2 separate regions of the Homo sapiens genome follow, and region 2 is linked to region 1. Evidence: chromatin loops called from intact Hi-C (ENCODE). Cell type or tissue: GM12878. All regions are shown on one strand. Links, peaks and the distances in the headings refer to the core of each region. The heading gives the core; the rest is flanking DNA. Region 1 overlaps LOC102724945 (a long non-coding RNA gene). Region 2 overlaps LOC102724945 (a long non-coding RNA gene).

Region 1 (8,342 bases), core at 96-8,095:
CACCAACCTAAATAGTGGTTGGTGCAAAAATATGTTCAAAAGAACACACATTATTCTCCTTATCCCTTACATAGCACTTTAGCATTGGTTTACACCCATGCTCTTGGGGTCTTACCATACCTACAGTACTACAAAGTATTCCATATTCTTTCCCTAAATACAATTCTGCTGCCATCAGTATTATATTGTTACACTTGAAAAGCTGCGTGTTCCCTATTAATTAAGTCTGGATGTTCCTTAGTAAATAAGTCTGTCAAAAACCCTCAGAATGGATTCTAGTACTGGATGTAGCAGGGGATAGGAGGGGCGGGGGACTTGGATTAGGGAATCTTCTACTTTCCCTTCTACTTCAAAACTCTTTGACTCTACCCTTTGTTAAGTAGGTATTTTTCAGCATTATTTAAAAATCAGATAATAAAAGTATCCAAAAATAAAAAGAACTTCTATAATATCCAAGATAATATAGAAATTCAAATAGTTCACCCAAAAAAAGTACCAGTATTTACACTCGGCATACATCATTTGAAATTTCAGATTCATACAGTATTTATTTTACTTGTTTTATGAAAACAGGATTGAAATGTGCTGCTTTCCACGTGTGCAGGTTTGTTGCAAGGGTATATTTAGTGATGCTGAGGTTTGGGCTTCTATTTGATCCTGTCACCAAAATAGTGAACACAGCACCCAGTGGGAAGTTTTTCAGCCCTTGCGCCACTCCTTTTGGAGTCCCTAAGTGTCTGTTGTTCCCATTTTTTAATGTCTGTGTGCACCAAAGATTATCTCCCACTTATAAGTGAGAACACGCATCATCATTTTTAATAGCTTCACATTATATTGCTGGGCGCAGTGGCTCACGCCTGGAATCCCAGCACTTTGGGAGGCTGAGGCGGGTGGATCACGAGGTCAGGAGATCGAGACCATCCTGGCTAACACGGTGAAACCCCGTCTCTACTAAAAATACAAAAACAAAATTAGCTGGGCGTGGTGGCGGGAGCCTGTAGTCCCAGCTACTTCGGAGGCTGAGGCTGGAGAAAATGGTGTGAACCCAGGAGATGGAGCTTGCAGTGAGCTGAGATCGTGCCACTGCACTCCAGTCATCTGGGCGACAGAGTGAGACTCCGTCTCAAAAAAAAAGAAAACAAATAAAATATATGATCGAAGATATGATTCAACTAGGTTTCTTTTTATTCTTACCATTTATTCTTACAATTTGACTTTCAAGAAAACCAAGGCAGAAATTTTAAAAAGAAAGATGTACTGATTATGGATTGGGATCCAAATCACAGAATATGTTAACATAAGAATATTTTATTCTACACTATTCAAATATGCCATAATATATTCACCCAAAGCAATAAATCCTATGCTGCACAAGCAAATTACAAACAAATGATAGAAGCTGAAGTTTTCCTCTCAAAAGAGGCTAAAGAACAGATAATTTAGAAAGAACAGATTTTATTGGAACGTCAATAGTTTTCATGACACAGATACTTAAACTACTCATTTCAACATACCCATATGAAGAAAATTATGAAAAGGTTTTTTTTTTTTTTAAGAAAAGATAATTTGACAGATGGAGTCTTTTTATGGGATCAGTAGAAGTGATAAAATTGAATAAATTACCAAGATTTTATCTCCGTTTCTGTAATTCTCCCTAAAGATTTAGAGATGGCAGATTGAATCAAATGGAAAATAAATTTGCAAGTTTATAACATTTCTAAAACAGGAATTAGACACAAACTTCTGACTCTTTTCATGAGTGGTTTGCCTTGAGGAAACCTGCTCTTATGGGATTCCACATTTCCTAAGTATCAAGGTTCATCAAATGGACATGCACCACATAAGTTACACAAATGTAGGTTCTGTGAATGGTTTACTGTTTATTATTACCATGGTCAAAGAACAAATAAAAACAATTGTAAACTAAAAAACATTTGGAGCAACTCAAAATCTAGTTGCTCCAAATGATTCGTTTATGATCAGGCTAGATTAGATTGAAAATAAAATCAAGCCATGGCCTTTTGGTTCACAACATAAATGACTTATGCTTCTGGAGTTGTGTGATCTTATCACAGAGACAGAAGTTGTGCAGACTTCTAGGAGAAGGTGCAGAAAGACACTGCTAGGATGTTTTATGGACAGAACATATGTATATTACTTTAAGAAAAGCACCAGCAGACCAGATGTATCTCCTTCTACAGAATCCTAGCATTGCTTGAAAATTCAGCAGCTCTTTCCTAGACCATAAAACGAATGAGAAAAGGCAGTGGAAAGTAAAGTTTTCATAGAACCATAGGAGACAGTGTCTGGGAGAATCTGTAAAATCCTGTGTCCTTCAGTAGGAGAGGATCCCGAGACCCAGAGAGGGGAAGTGATTTGCTCCAAGTCTCACACACTCACCAACTGACAGTCAGAACTGGGGTCCTGTTGGCAAATAGTGAATAAAAAAAGTTTTAAATTCAAAGCCTCAGAAAGCAGAAAAGTAGAAAGTTTTGGCTGGGTGCAGTGGCTCACACCTGTAATCCCAGCACTTTGGGAGGCTGAGGCGTGTGGATCACCTAAGGTCAGGAGTTCGAGACCAGCCTGACCAACATGGAGTGGTTACCCTGTCTCTACTAAAAATACAAAAAAAATTTAGCCAGGTGTGGTGGCGCATCCCTGTAATCCCAGCTACTTGGGAGGCTGAGGCAGGAGAATCACTTGAACCCAGGAGGCAGAGGTTGCAGTGAGCCGAGATTGTGCCATTGCACTCCAGCCTGGGCAACGAGCAAAACTCTGTCTCAAAAAAAAAAAAAAAAAAAAAAAAAAAAAAAAAAAAAAGAAAAGAAAAGAAAAGAGAAAGAAAGTAGAAACTTTTTCAAGGGCCTAGCATAAGTCAAATCTCTACTGGCTTTTCATACTCTAAATTCAGGATTTACACAGGAAATATTCACTATGTTCTGTATTTTTTTCTTTTTGTTTGACCTTGTTCTATAATAACAATTTTGTAGTTGTTTTTTAATGTACCCATTGATAAGAAGAATATATGGTAAGCAAGGAGTAAAATGAATTAGCTGTCATGTGGAATGGATTTTCAGATTTTTTTAAAAAGCATAAAATCAACTCCTGTTCATTGCTATTTTGGGCTGCTTACCCCTCCTCCCCATTTGCTAATGTTTTCCTTTGCTTGTGTATGCAAAAAATTGTAAAACATAAACAGTGAGCAAATCATAAAATGTAGGCTTCTTTATGTTTGTATATCTAATTGTACTAAATGTGTTTGAGGCAGGACAACTCCCATCTCCCACAAAATCCAGGGTGGATTTTTAAAAAGCATTTTAGGACTTGTTTTTTTATTGGGCATCTCCCAGTTTTTAAGGTGTTTCTATGCTAGAAATCTCATGGATGTTTTCTTTATTTTCATGCCTCCTTGTACCCTCTGTATTGCAACCTGCCTTAGTGATTCCATCCATAACTGTGGCTTTAACTTATCTGTAGGGAAGGCTTCCAACTCAGTTTCCTATCCTGATTCCTCAGGGCATTCTTTACCCTCACTTTTCCTAGATCTCAACTGTTGAGAGGAAACCATACTGTCTGTCATTAGCAATTTTGCAAAAACAGCCTGTGAATGCATATTAGCATCACCTGATTACTGAGCGCCCAGAGGCTCCGTCTCTCTGTACCCGGATACAACACAGGAGGGAAATGATGTGGTTCCTGTCCTCAGAAACTCCTGGTCAAAGAAGGTTCCTGTGTCAGGTATGTGCAAGATGTGAAAGCCATAGACATAAACAGGTGTCACTGAAAATAGAAAGATATTTCCATGTAAACAGTGTATAAACTTGGCCTTTAGAGGTATCGGTGGAGCCAAGAAGAAACCGTTGGCAGTACTATCACACGAGGGAGGATAATAGAAAGAAAGAAAGTATATTTAAGACGAGAAATTGAGGGCCGGGCGCGGTGGCTCACGCCTGTAATCCCAACACTTCGGGAGGCCGAGGCAGGGGGATCACGAGGTCGGGAGATTGAGACCATCCTGGCTAACACGGTGAAACCCCGTCTCTACTAAAAATACAAAAATTTAGCTGGGCGTGGTGGCGGGCGCCTGTAGTCCCAGCTACCTCGGAGGCTGAGGCAGGAGAATGGCGTGAACCCAGGAGGTGGAGCTTAGAGTGAGCGGAGATCGCGCCACCTCACTCCAGCCTGCGCGACAGAACGAGACTCCGTCTCAAAAAAAAAAAAAAAAAAGAAGAGAAAATGAGAGAAACCATAAGGAAAGACAAATGCAGGGGCATACACACCGCAGAAAATCTCAGAATCTTGTTAAGCTTAGACTGGAGATAAATGTCAACTAGTCAAACCCCCATCTAACGCTTGAGTTCCTCTACAGTGTTTCCACCCAGCTGTGTTTTACACTTCTGCCTGAGAAGTTTCAGGGACAGGAAAGCAGCTGACAAATACCCCTGGAGCCCGCTGCACACTGGACTGTGATAATTATTGGAATGTTCGTCTAATAGTTAAATAGAACCTAAAATTGCCTTCACATCATTTTTTTTTCCCCATTGATTTTGGTTTCTCTCTGGGGCCCAAAAGCTAGCCCATGTCTGTCCCTGGCTTCCAAACCTCCCTACCTGGGCCTGGTGTGACTCGCTGCTTCCTGGTGTGCCATTGTATATTGTGTTCTCCAGGGCTTCTTTCAGTTCCCCAAAGACACCGAGCACATTCTTGCCCCAGAGCCTCCTGACTACAGCACTTGTCTCCTGCCTGTGGCATGAAATTTAGGTTTTCACTCAAATGCTACCTTTTCAGAGGAGCCTTCACTGACCACCAAAGCTAAAATAGCCCATTCCTGGAATGCTAAATTTAATGACATTTAAAAAATATATTTATGGCAAAGGCCATATAAGCCAGCTCAAAAGACCAACAAAAGACTGGGGAAAATACTTGAAACTCACATAATAGGCAAAGGACTAAATTCCCTAAAATATAAAGGATTTCTACAAATCAGTAAGAAAAAATTCAATAACCCAATAGAAAAAAAAACTGGCAAAGGATATGAACGGATCATCAAAACAATAACAACAAGAAGAACCTTACGTATGCGGCTCAGATATGTGAAAAAGTGCTCAGACTCACTGATGGTGAAAAAAAAGGAGAGAGAAATAATTTTTTTTAACTTGTCAAAGTGACAAAGATAAAACAATATTGATAATAACGTTGTATCAGCAAGGGTGTGGAAAACAGATTCCCTCATATTATACTGGTGGGACTATAACCTGGAACAATTTCTATAGAGAGTGATTTAGTAATATTTACCAAAATTAGAAATGCGCAAACCCTTTAACCCAGTGATTTCACTTCTACAATTTGCCTTTCAGATATGCTCCTAAGTATGGGAATTGATATATGTACAAAAGTACTCATGGCAACCTTGGATAGAGAATAATAGCAAGAGACTGGAAACAATATACAGATCTATCAATGGGGGTGGGCAAGTAAATTACAGTGTATTTACACAATGAAACATCACGCCATTACTAAAATGAATGATGCAGATCTGTATGTGGCCCCGGAGTGCTCTGAATGAGTTTTATGTTGACTATAGGCATTTATATTCTCTATTTTGTATTTATCTTCTCTTTAAATTTTAATTTTTAAAGTTTTTTTAAGTTTTTAACTTTTGTGGGTAAATAGTACGCAATGGAGTACTATTCAGCCATAAAGAAGAATGAGATCCTATCATTTGCAACAACATGGATGGAACTGGAAGTCATTAAGTATGTAGATGTATATATTTACAGGGTACATAAGATATTTTGATATAGTCACACAATGTATAATAATAACATCAGGGCAAATGGGGTATCCATCACCCCAAGCATTTATACTTTCTTTGTGTTACGAACAATTGTAGTCTTTTAGCTATTTTTAAATCTACAATAAGCTACTGTTGACTGCAGTCACCCTGTTGTGCTATGAAATTACTAGCTCTTGTTCATTCATCTAACTATGTTTTTGTACTCACTAACCATTCTGACTCTCCCTACCCCACTCTACTCTCTATGAGTTCAATTGTTTTTTAATTTTTTTTTTTTTTAGCTCCCACGAATAAGTGAGAACATAAAAAGTTTGTCATTCTGGGCCTGGCTTATTTCACTTAACATAAGGAGTTCCAGTTCCATACATGTTGTTGCAAATGATGGGCTCTCATTCTTTATGGCTGAATAGTACTCCATTGTGTATATGTACCACATTTGCTTTATCCATTCATCCGTTGGTGACACTTAGGTTGCTTCCAAACCTGGCTATTGTGAATAGTGCTTCAATAAATTTGGGGGTGTAGATATCCCTTCAATATACTGATTTCCTTTCTTTTGGGTATATACCTAGCAATGGGATTGCTGGAGCCTATGGTAGTTCTATTTTTAGTTTTCCGAGGAAAAATAAACTGTTTAACTAAAACTAAAAAAAAAAAACAAACGGTTCCAAACTGTTCTCCATAGAGGTTATTCTAATTTACATTCCCACCAACAGTGTACGAGGTTTCCTTTTACTCCACATCTTCACCAGCATTCATCATTGTCTACCTTTTGCATGAAAGCCATTCTAACTGGGATGAGATAATATCTCATTGTAGTTTGGATTTGCATTTCTCTGATGATCAGTGATGTTGAGCACCTTTTCGTATACCTGTTTGCCATTTGTATGTCTTCTTTTGAGAAATGTCTATTCAGATCTTTTTCCCATTTTTAAATCTGATTATTTGATTTTTCCCTATAGAGTTATTTGAGTGCCTTATATATTCTGGTTATTAATCCCTTGTCAGATGGATAGTTTGCGAATATTTTCTCCCATTCTGTGGGTTGTCTCTTTGTTTTTTTGATTGTTTCCTTTGCTGTGCAGAAGTTTTTTAACTTGGTGTAATCCCATTTGTCCAGTTTTGCTTTGTTTGCCTGTGCTTCTGGGGTATTACTTAAGAAATCTTCACTCAGTCCAATGTCTTGGAGAGTTTCAATGTTGTTTTGAATAGTTTCATAGTTTAAATTCTTAGATTTAATTATTTAATCCATCTTGATTTGATTTTGTATATGGTGAGAGATGGGGGCTAGCGTCATTCTTCAGCATATGGATATCCAGTTTTTCAGCACTGCTGACTGAAGAGACTGTCTTTTCCCTAATGTATGTTCTTGGCACCTTTGTTGAAAATGAGTTCATGGTAGATGTGTGAATTTGTTTCTGTGTTCTCTATTCTGTTCCATTGGTCTATGTGTCTGTTTTTATGCCAGTACCATGCTGTTTTGGTTACTATAGTTCTGTAATATAATTTGAAGTCAGATAATGTGATTTCAACAGTTTTGTTCTTTTTGCTTAGGATAGCTTTGGCTATTCTGGATCTTTTGTGGTTCTATATCAAGTTCAGGATTTTTTTTTTCTATTTCTGTGAAGAATGCCATTTGTATTTAGATAGGGATTGTAATGTCTAGATTGCTTTGGGTAGTATGAACATTTTAATCATATTGATTCTTCCAATCCATGAACATGAAATTTCTTCATTTCTGTGTGTCCTCTTTAATTTCTCACATCAATGTTTTGTAATTTTTATAGAAATTGTATTTATTTTCTTAAAGAGGCTCCCTAAAATTGTATCAGTTTCCGTACCCACAAAGCTTGGATACACTCCTAACCTTAACACAACTGGGAGATAGATAATCTCCTGTGAGTAACACAGGCTCCATTGCACAGTGATAGGAGGGGGATATGGTAGTACTATTTTTAGTTTTCTGAGGAAAACTAAACTGTTTACCTAAAACTAAAAAAGAGAACATGGGCAGTGGGGTGCAATAGAGAACAGGGATGGAACAAAACTGAGAGTTTGAAAAACGTGCCACAGGTGATTATGATGTGCTCCACCACTTTGAAATCCACCACTTCTCTGTTCAATGCATGAGTCCCCAACCCTGCATAGCCCTCCACCCTGTTCTCCTTAAGGCTCCAAAACCACTCTCACTTTCACATGAAGACTAAATGCTGCAGGCAAAGTTCAGGTGTCCTTCATCCATTTAATCACAACTCCCTGCCTTTATTAGCCTAGTTCGTCCAGCCCTTGAAGTGCCCCTAAGGAGCTCAGACTGGTGGATCCTAACTCCAGAGTCGTTTCCTCTTCCTGGGTTTTCTGATCTCTAATTTGAAATGCAGCTACCCTTCTTCATCTCACGTTTATCAAGAAGATAGCAATACACTGAAGACATTCCCAGATCATTCTCTAAGCTCCTCAGTCTTCTTGGAGGCAAGCAGCCTCTAAACAGTTCTCATCTTTTAAAAATTGCCTGAGTATTCACTTTTTATGTGTTTCCTTTTTGCCA
Region 2 (8,342 bases), core at 1-8,000, 120 kb before region 1:
TCCAAAGCCATCTTGCCATGCGCAGCCTGAGAATGGAGCCAATGACTGAGGGTGGCAGAGCAGAAAGATGGTAAGAGTCTGAATCTGTAATAACTGGGCTGGCCACTGAACCTGTCTACCCAACCCTCTTCCCCTTGGGGATTACAGTTATCCCCATCAATGAATTTTTAAAAATTGTTTAAGGGTATTTGAATCTGGTTTCTATGACTTGAAGCCAAAAGCATTCTAGCTAAAATAATTTGCCATGTAGTAAATGTTTATTAAACCTTTTAAGTAAACATTTATTAATGTTTATTAAACATAACTTGATTTTAAAGTTGTGGTCTTAGAAATGAATAAGCATGTCCCTTGTGAGTCTGTCATGCAATGGGATCTGGAAAAGGGAAATACAGTATTCTTATGGTCATCTCCTTATAAGCCCACACTTATTTTGTTTATTTGACCCTACCACTCCGATAGTACAGGCTACACTTATTTTCCTGGAAGATTAAGAAAAATTTGGCGGTGAGCTATGCAAGGGGAAGTAAACAAAGTCACGAGACACAGACAGAAAACTTCATTTCCATTCAATCTCTGACCCCAAGAAAAAGTCACTTTGGGGAGATACATAAAGTTTTAAAAATTAAAGTGCAATTAATTGTAGTTAAGTTTTAAAAAATTAAATCTGGGTTCCGCTGGCACATGAATAGAGCAATGAAATGGAATAGGAAATCAAGAAGTAGACCCAAATACATACAGGGATTTAGCATATGATAAAAAAAAAAACACCTCATTTCAAATCAGTGGGGGAAAACTGGAGTTTTTATTAATGGCGTCTGGACAACAGGGTAGTCAGCTATAACAGTAAATAAATGTTAAAAGTTAGAGCTATACCTCACACCTTGCCAAATAAATCTCAGATGGGTGGGTCAGAGATTTTACAAACATGTGAAACCATAAAATATGAAAGAAATCATAAAAGATTTTTTGTTGTAATTTATAGCTTAAAAAACCTTTTAAAACATGACACAAATTACAGGAGTCATAAAATAAAGACTGAAAAATTCAGCTGTGCTTTAAAAAATATCTGCATGCAAAAATGACAATAGCAAGTCAAAAGTCAATGGACAAGTTGAGAAACATATTTGCAACTCACTGGTACACAATGAATCCTAGTTAGTAAGGAAAAGATGAAGAAACCAATAGAAAAATGAGCAAAGGACATTATATCAGGTGATATAGGTGGGCAATTTGGCAATATTTATTGAAATTACAAATATACATACTCATTGATTCAACAATTTTATTTCTAGAGATTACTTATAATACTTAAATATTCATAATGCTTAATAGCAATTATATTAAATTACAGACACACTCTTATGCATGGAAATCATTTATGAATAAGGTTAATCATTGCAGCATTGTTTGTAGTACCAAAAAATTGGAAGTAATGTAAATGATCATCAATGGAAGAGTAGTTAGACAAATGATCCCATTTGTCTAATGTAATGAATTACTAGTCATAAAAAAAAAGATTGAGGGAAAAGATTGAAGAGTTCTTTTTATAGTGAAATGATGTGGCATCATCTCCAAAATACATTAAGTAAAAAAAGCAAGGTACAGAAGAGAATAGTGAGTTACTATTTGTGTAAACAGAAGATCATGGGTGGTGTCTTATACAAATTCACTTGGATATTTCTGCAAGAAAAAGTAGTCAGTCAGTGACACTGATGCCCTCAGAGGGGAAACAGGGTGGCTGGTGCCTGTGGGTAGGAGGGAGGTTTCACTCTATATAATTGTATACCTTTTGAATTATGAACTATGTGAATGTATTACCTATTCCAGTTCCAAAATGAATACATTACCTTTTAAAAGGTATTTTGAAACCAAGAAAGAGAAATAGAAAACCCTCAACACTTTACAAATGAAAACTAAAGGTGAGGAACTGCAAATCTGATTCAACAAATGCAGCCCCCATATCTAATATGATTAGGGCCTAACATCCCCACAAACATCTTCAGCCTTTCTACCAACCTCAGGTAGACTAGGATTTGATTTGTCAACCTTAACCCCTCCCTGCCACTTCCCGTTCCTCCTGCTTTAAGGTCAGGTCTGTCTGCCTGGGATTTGCCTTTGGGCTCTGTCATCCTCACACCCTGCATTGATGACCTGCAGCGGAGCACCAAGCCGAGGGCATCCTACATTGCTCTGCTAAGCACAACTCATGGGCGTGATTGTTTGTCTGAAGGATGCAAAGGTAGTTGAGATGTTTAATGTCGAATTATTAGACTAAGGTTGAAGAAAATGAAGCAGATCAAGGTAGGAGGTTTTTACCTGTAGGTATCATAATGAGATGGTAAGAAGAAAAGATAATAAATCATAGAGAGCAGGAGAACCAACAACTTGCCACACTTCGACTGGATTTTTCTCTTCTTGGAGCTCTGTAGTTGATGCCTTATTAACATCAGAGGGGATTTGATGACTTGTCATATTCAGTCCTGACTACTGAAATGAAAAGGATAGAAAATGAAAAGTATGGAAAATGAAAATCAATTGCATTCTTTAATTTTAGTCATTCCATTCCTGGAGCATATTGAATACTACTTTGGGCTCTTTCATTGTTCAGGTTATTAATAACAAAGAGCCAAAGTATTTCACATTCCTAAAGAGTCTTTCATCTCAAAGGAGCCAATGTAATTCACTAATTCAGTTACCTGAACTACATTTGGTAATTATTTGAGGATCACTTCACCCAGGGGTGAATTTCGACGAGTTGTGTGACACAGCTGACAGTCGCTTCGTTCTCCAGTCAGTGCAAAAGAAAAATGAATAGCTAATGGGGGATGTCCTCCTAAAGGATTTTCCCAGTGAAAACTTCTGGGAGATGGATGCTGAAAGAATGTAATTAATTGCCCGAAATTAATACCTCCAACCTTACTCAAGGTTTTCTGACCTCTTTACTAGTGTCAGGGTGGAGAGGTGGCTTATCTCAGAACGGGGCCTTCTAGCAACTGAGAGACCTGTGAATAGCAGGCAGTCCATTGCTATCTCGTTTTACATTCATGTATTTTTTTTTTTTAGTGATTATAAATGGTATTGTATTTATAATGTTTCCACATATTCACTTTTAGAATACAGAAATACAAATCACTTTTTAATTGTCACAACTGATTTTCATATGTTGATCTTATGTCAGTGACCTTGCTGAACTCAGTTTAAGGAAGGTTTTTGTAGATTCCTTGAGATTTTCTATGCAAACTATCACTGCGTCTGCAAACAGAGATAATTTTAGTCCTTCCTTTCTTATCTGTATGCCTTTTATTTCCTTTTCTTGCCTTATTGAGCCGGCTAGATCACAGTTGGACAGCAGTGGTGAGAGCAGACATTCTTGCAGACATGCTTGCCTTATAAGTGATCTTAGGGGAAAAGCAGTCTTCTATAATTATAATGTTAGTTGTGGTTTTTTTGTAGATGTTCTTTATCAGATTGAGAAGGTTCCTCACTATTCCTAGTTTTCTGAGAGTTTTTTTTTTTTATCATTAATAGGTGTCAAATTTTGTCAAGTGTCTTCTGTGTCTACTGATATGATCATGTGATTTTTTTCCTTTTAATTTATTAATATGGTGGATTACATTGATTGATTCTTGAACATTGAACCAGCCTTGCATCCTATGAACAGGGATCATTCCAACGTTACCTAATTTTAAAGATCATATAGAAGAAATAGTGTCTCAGTTATATGACCCTAATTTGGAGGAAGGGGATAAGGGGTGAGAAACGAGCTCTTCCAACAAGGGCATTTGCCTTGGTTCACCTGACTGGATCAAATAAGACTTCTGGCCGGGCACGGTGGCTCATGCCTGTAATTCCAGCACTTCGGGAGGCTGAGGCAGACAGATTGCTTGAGCTCAGGAGTTTGAGACCAGCCTGGGCAACACAGTGAAACCCTGTCTCTACAAAAAATACAAAAATGAGCTGGGCGTGGTGGTGTGTGCCTGTAGTCCCAGCTACTTGGGAGGCTGAGGTGGGAGGATGGCTTGAACCCAGGAGGCAGAGGTTGCAGTGAGCCAAGATGGTGCCACTGCACTCCAGCCTGGGTGATAGAGCCAGATCCTGTGTCAAAAGAAAAAAAAAAGGTGGCAAGAGGTACTGAGGTCCAAGAGATGATATATCTAGCACTCCCTTCCACCTCAATGAATCCAACAGGAAGCAAAGACCTTCCATCTTCTCCTTACTAATTATGCTGTAAATACTTTCTCTTAATTTTTAATGTCATCTTTCCTCTTTTATTTCTCCCATCATCATTCCAAAACCCATTCAGAAGGGTGTATTTGCAGGCATGTTGTTGGGGTGGTAGAGTAGAGTGGGAAAAGAAAGAGGTAAGATGTGATGCAAATAGAATATATTTCAGCTGAATGATCTGTTTTAACAATCTGTGTTTGTCTAGAGATGTTTGAGAGCATGAGAAAGGAAGTCAAGGAAAGCTTGACCATCCCCGGCAGAGTCTGGAGTTTGGCAGCTGGGAATGGAGATAGCACGCAGAGTGAACAAAGGTCCAAGATGAGCTCAGAGCCACTGAATGACAACACACCTTCTGAATGCACATGACTCCTCAGATGCCTCTGGTCTCTAACACCTCACAGAGCAGCTGCCACACCACACCACTCTCAGGTTCATTAGTTATTCTTTAGGTGGTTAGAGCACAGCATGAAGGAAGCAGGGTTGATTGGTTTTATTCCTGCAATGATTAGGGCATTTTGCACTGCTTAGTGGCCCTATCCTGCTCCCTGAGGCTAGTCTACAGGTGGGAAATATTGGTCCTGCCGAGGAACCAACTGGCATCACCAGATGCATTGGCAACGTTGGAAAAATACAATCTCATGAGCAATGGTATGCCCCATGTGTCCTAAATGTTTTTCTATGCCAGTGATTTTCAAATTCTTTTAGCCTTTAAGTTTTTTTTTTCCCTCCAACTGAAATCTTACTAGGAAACTCATCAAAAAGAAGAGGAGCTGTTCTGATTCAAGTTTGGCAGAATTCAGAGATCCATGTAAAGGATTCCTTTCCTCCTCTGAACTCTGCCACAATCATTTCAATAAACAAAATTTTAAAACTACTGTATTATGTGTTCTTTAATGCTGGTTAATGTTCTTACCTAATTTTAAAGGGAAGAGACTGAGACATGAAGGGGCTATAACTTTTCCAAGTCAATGCCACGAGTTTGCATCAGTCAGGAACTGTGCTTGTCTGATCTGAAAACTGGTTTAAACAAGGCAGGGCTTTACTTTTCTGTCACCTAAGAGGACACTGTAGGGCAGTATAGGGCCGATGTGGTGGGGCTTATGAGGTCTTTGGGGACCTAGGCTCTTTGCGGCCCAACATTCCATGATCTCTAGGATGGATCCTCATCCCATGTTTATGATATGATTTCTAGAGCTCCAGCCATCTGATCAGCACATAGAAGATGTAGAAAGAGGGGGAATAGGAATAGAAGGGGTTTTCTAGAAAGGCTTAATGACTTTTGCTTACATCTGAAATGAGTAACTTAAAAAATTAAGCTGGCATACTGACATACCTGATATGGTTTTGCTGTGTGTCCCCACCCAAATCTCATCTCGAATTGTAATCACCGTGTGTTGAAGGAGGGACCTGGTGGAAGGTGATTAGATCATGGGGGTTCTCATGAGATCTCATGGTTTAAAGTGGGTGGCAGTCTCCCTCCTCCGTCTCCTGCCACCTTGTAAGATATGCTTTGCTTCCCCTTCACCTTCCTCCATGATTGTGTTTCCTGAGGCCTCCCCAGCCATGTGGAACTGTGAGTCAAACCTCTTTTCTTTATAAATTACTCAGTCTCAGGTGGTTCTTTATAGTAGTGCGAAAATGAACTAATACACACCCTTTCCCCCAGCAATATAGGAGCTCTGCCAGTGAGGAAGGGGAGAGCTGACATTGGTGGATAACTAACAGTTTGGCACAAAATATGTGTAAAAAGTATGCCTCTAAGTGAGCACATGTCCTGGATTTATCCCAATTGCAAATAAGCTGCCTCTTCTCCTCATAAACCCACCAAGTCAATATTTCAGCACCTAAATGTTTTTTTCTCATTTTTTTCTTATTCAGAAGAGGCTCAAAACTCCTTTGTCAGATTAATGTCCTGTATTTTATTTTAGAAAATAAGGTGTTCATAAAACAACCTAACTTGTTATTTGTTAAAATTGCTTGACAAAGGATTTTTTTTTTCAAAATATCGCATATGTTTTGGATTGTCTTCAGACCATAATCCTGCTCTATGAGGGCAAGTGGCAGGTGGGAAGGTGTAGATCAGCAATATGTGGTTTGTGACTGAACGTGGAAGTTGGATTACACTTCAGGGTGCATAGATGCCTGCCCTTGACCCTTTACCACATGAGGGTCTTTATTAGCTCCTCACTAAGGCATTCCTGTTCCCCACCTGCTTTCCTGCCCACCTCACAAGGGTGATGGGGGCACTATTGGTTCAGAGTGGGCTGCCACTGCCTGTGGTATAGTGTGGAAGACAAAGAATGGACATGGATTGAAAAGACCTGGATTCAACTCTGCCTTTGTGACCCTTTGACAAGCCACCTCAGTTCTCCAGGCCTCATTTCCTCTTTAGTAAAATGAGAGGATTAGACTAGATGAGCTCTGTGGACACTTCCAAATCAAATATTCTGATATTGTGTCTCCTGCTCCCATCCCCTGTCCTTTGTCCTCACGTGGGCTGGAATGTGAGGTACAAATGCTGCCAGTCACTGGATAAGGACTCTTAAAAGTCATCTGCTCACTTTCTTCCACCAGGAAGAATTATAATAAAAATTAGCCTGTTTGCTTAAGTTTTATGGATTTGTTTTATAGATCCTAGAGATTTTCCTAATGTAGGTCTCTAACTAAAATGCCTCCAGTTGGATTTAATGCCCATTTTCTCTTGCCCTGTTGATTATATGGCTGTCTGGATGTTCATAGGAAAACTTGAGACAAAATCACAATTGCAATAGGATGAAGAACATTTCCCAAAGGAATGGGATCCAGATTGCTCACTGTCTATTTATGAGTTCACTTTTTTTTTTTTTTTGGAGACTGACTCTCACTCTGTCTCCCAGGCTGGAGTGCAGTGGCATGATCTTGGCTCACTGCAACCTCCGCCTCCTGGGTTCAAGCGACTCTCCTGGCTCAGCCACCTGACTGGCTGGGATTACAGGAGTGTGCCGTCATGCCTGGCTAATTTTTGTATTTTTATTGGAGACAGGGTTTCACCATGTTGGCCAGCCTGGTGTCAAATTTCTGATCTCAAGTGATTCACCTGCCTCGCCCTCCCAAAGTGCTGGGATTACAGGCACGAGCCACCGCACCTGGCTGAGTTCACTTTTTAACTGACTCAGTCCATCAAGAGAACTGGGCACCTGCTACGTGCCAGTCTCTACATGGAAAATATGGGCTCCAATGCTTGCCTGATCTATTTTGCAGGTAAATGTGCTACTATGTGCCAGTCTCTGTCTCATGTGTATCACTTTCTTATGTAATCTTAACCATATGATGTAGGCATTTATCATTGAATTCTAATGTTTCTGTCTGCTGCTTCTTTGACTGAGGAAACTGTGCAATACCCTTTTCCCAATCATTTATTTACCTAATCTTTTTGGTAAGTATTATGTGCTAGGGACCAGAGATATAACTGACCAAGACAGATAGGGTTTATCTGACAGGACTGTCAATCTATTCATCATAGTGCCCTACTTACTCCCAAGCACAAGCCTGACCAATCATGAAATGTCATGTTCCTTTGGCCAGTGATTAGACCAGGGGCTGGGAGAATGACCAAAGTAGGACCAGTTAGAGTCCTCGTATGCCATATGATCCAATGCTGGTTGCTGGAAATAGAGGGCTTCTCCTTCCCTTTATTCATTTAAGCCTTGGATTCAGATGTATATGGTACCTACCCCCACTAATGTACTTTGAAGTTTCAAAAACCAATAAATTTCCTTTTTGCTTAAGCTATTAGATTGAACCATATGAAAATGCCATATTTGCAGGTTGAATGTCAGAATTTCATCTGGTTTAACCTAGTAGTTTACATTTCTGCTGCCTATAATTGAATGAGTCCTGACTAATATGGGAGTACTGTTATCTCCAACTTAGATGAGGAAAATGAAGCAAGGGGTATTTGGTCAACGTCATTTTGCTATTAAGTATAGCAGGAATTAAAACCCTGGTGGCTTCAAAGCACATGTTCTTGATGAGCACTGAACAGAAGAGATTGTTGCTCATAGAGTGGGCCACAGGCAGCTGCCTGTCAGCAAACTATTTGCTACTAATCCATAAGAAGATAGGAAGTGCTGTGCCAG

The links. Peaks named below come from ENCODE experiments on the same cell type or tissue, not always from the same donor. Only the 100,000 strongest peaks of a DNase experiment are listed, where the experiment ranks them.
Region 2: a loop joins it to region 1, with 2.2 times the contacts of the local background. A loop is called at or near these places in 6 of 110 quality-filtered maps.

Annotation. Positions count from the first base shown.
Region 1 is chr14:33,968,981-33,977,322 of GRCh38, reverse strand. It overlaps LOC102724945 (a long non-coding RNA gene), which reads left to right. Exons shown (of 9, transcript XR_001750942.2): 8 at 3,544-3,738. Among named protein-coding and RNA genes, the nearest start is that of EGLN3, 22 kb to the right of the region's middle. RefSeq lists an enhancer at 4,331-4,650. In GM12878, for the core only: no CTCF peak of the experiment used is centred there; DNase peaks (open chromatin) are centred at 4,372 and 4,512; H3K4me3 peaks cover 218 bases; H3K27ac peaks cover 783 bases.
Region 2 is chr14:34,084,049-34,092,390 of GRCh38, reverse strand. It overlaps LOC102724945 (a long non-coding RNA gene), which reads left to right. Exons shown (of 9, transcript XR_001750942.2): 5 at 1-70. Among named protein-coding and RNA genes, the nearest start is that of EGLN3-AS1, 48 kb to the right of the region's middle. In GM12878, for the core only: no CTCF peak of the experiment used is centred there; a DNase peak (open chromatin) is centred at 4,647.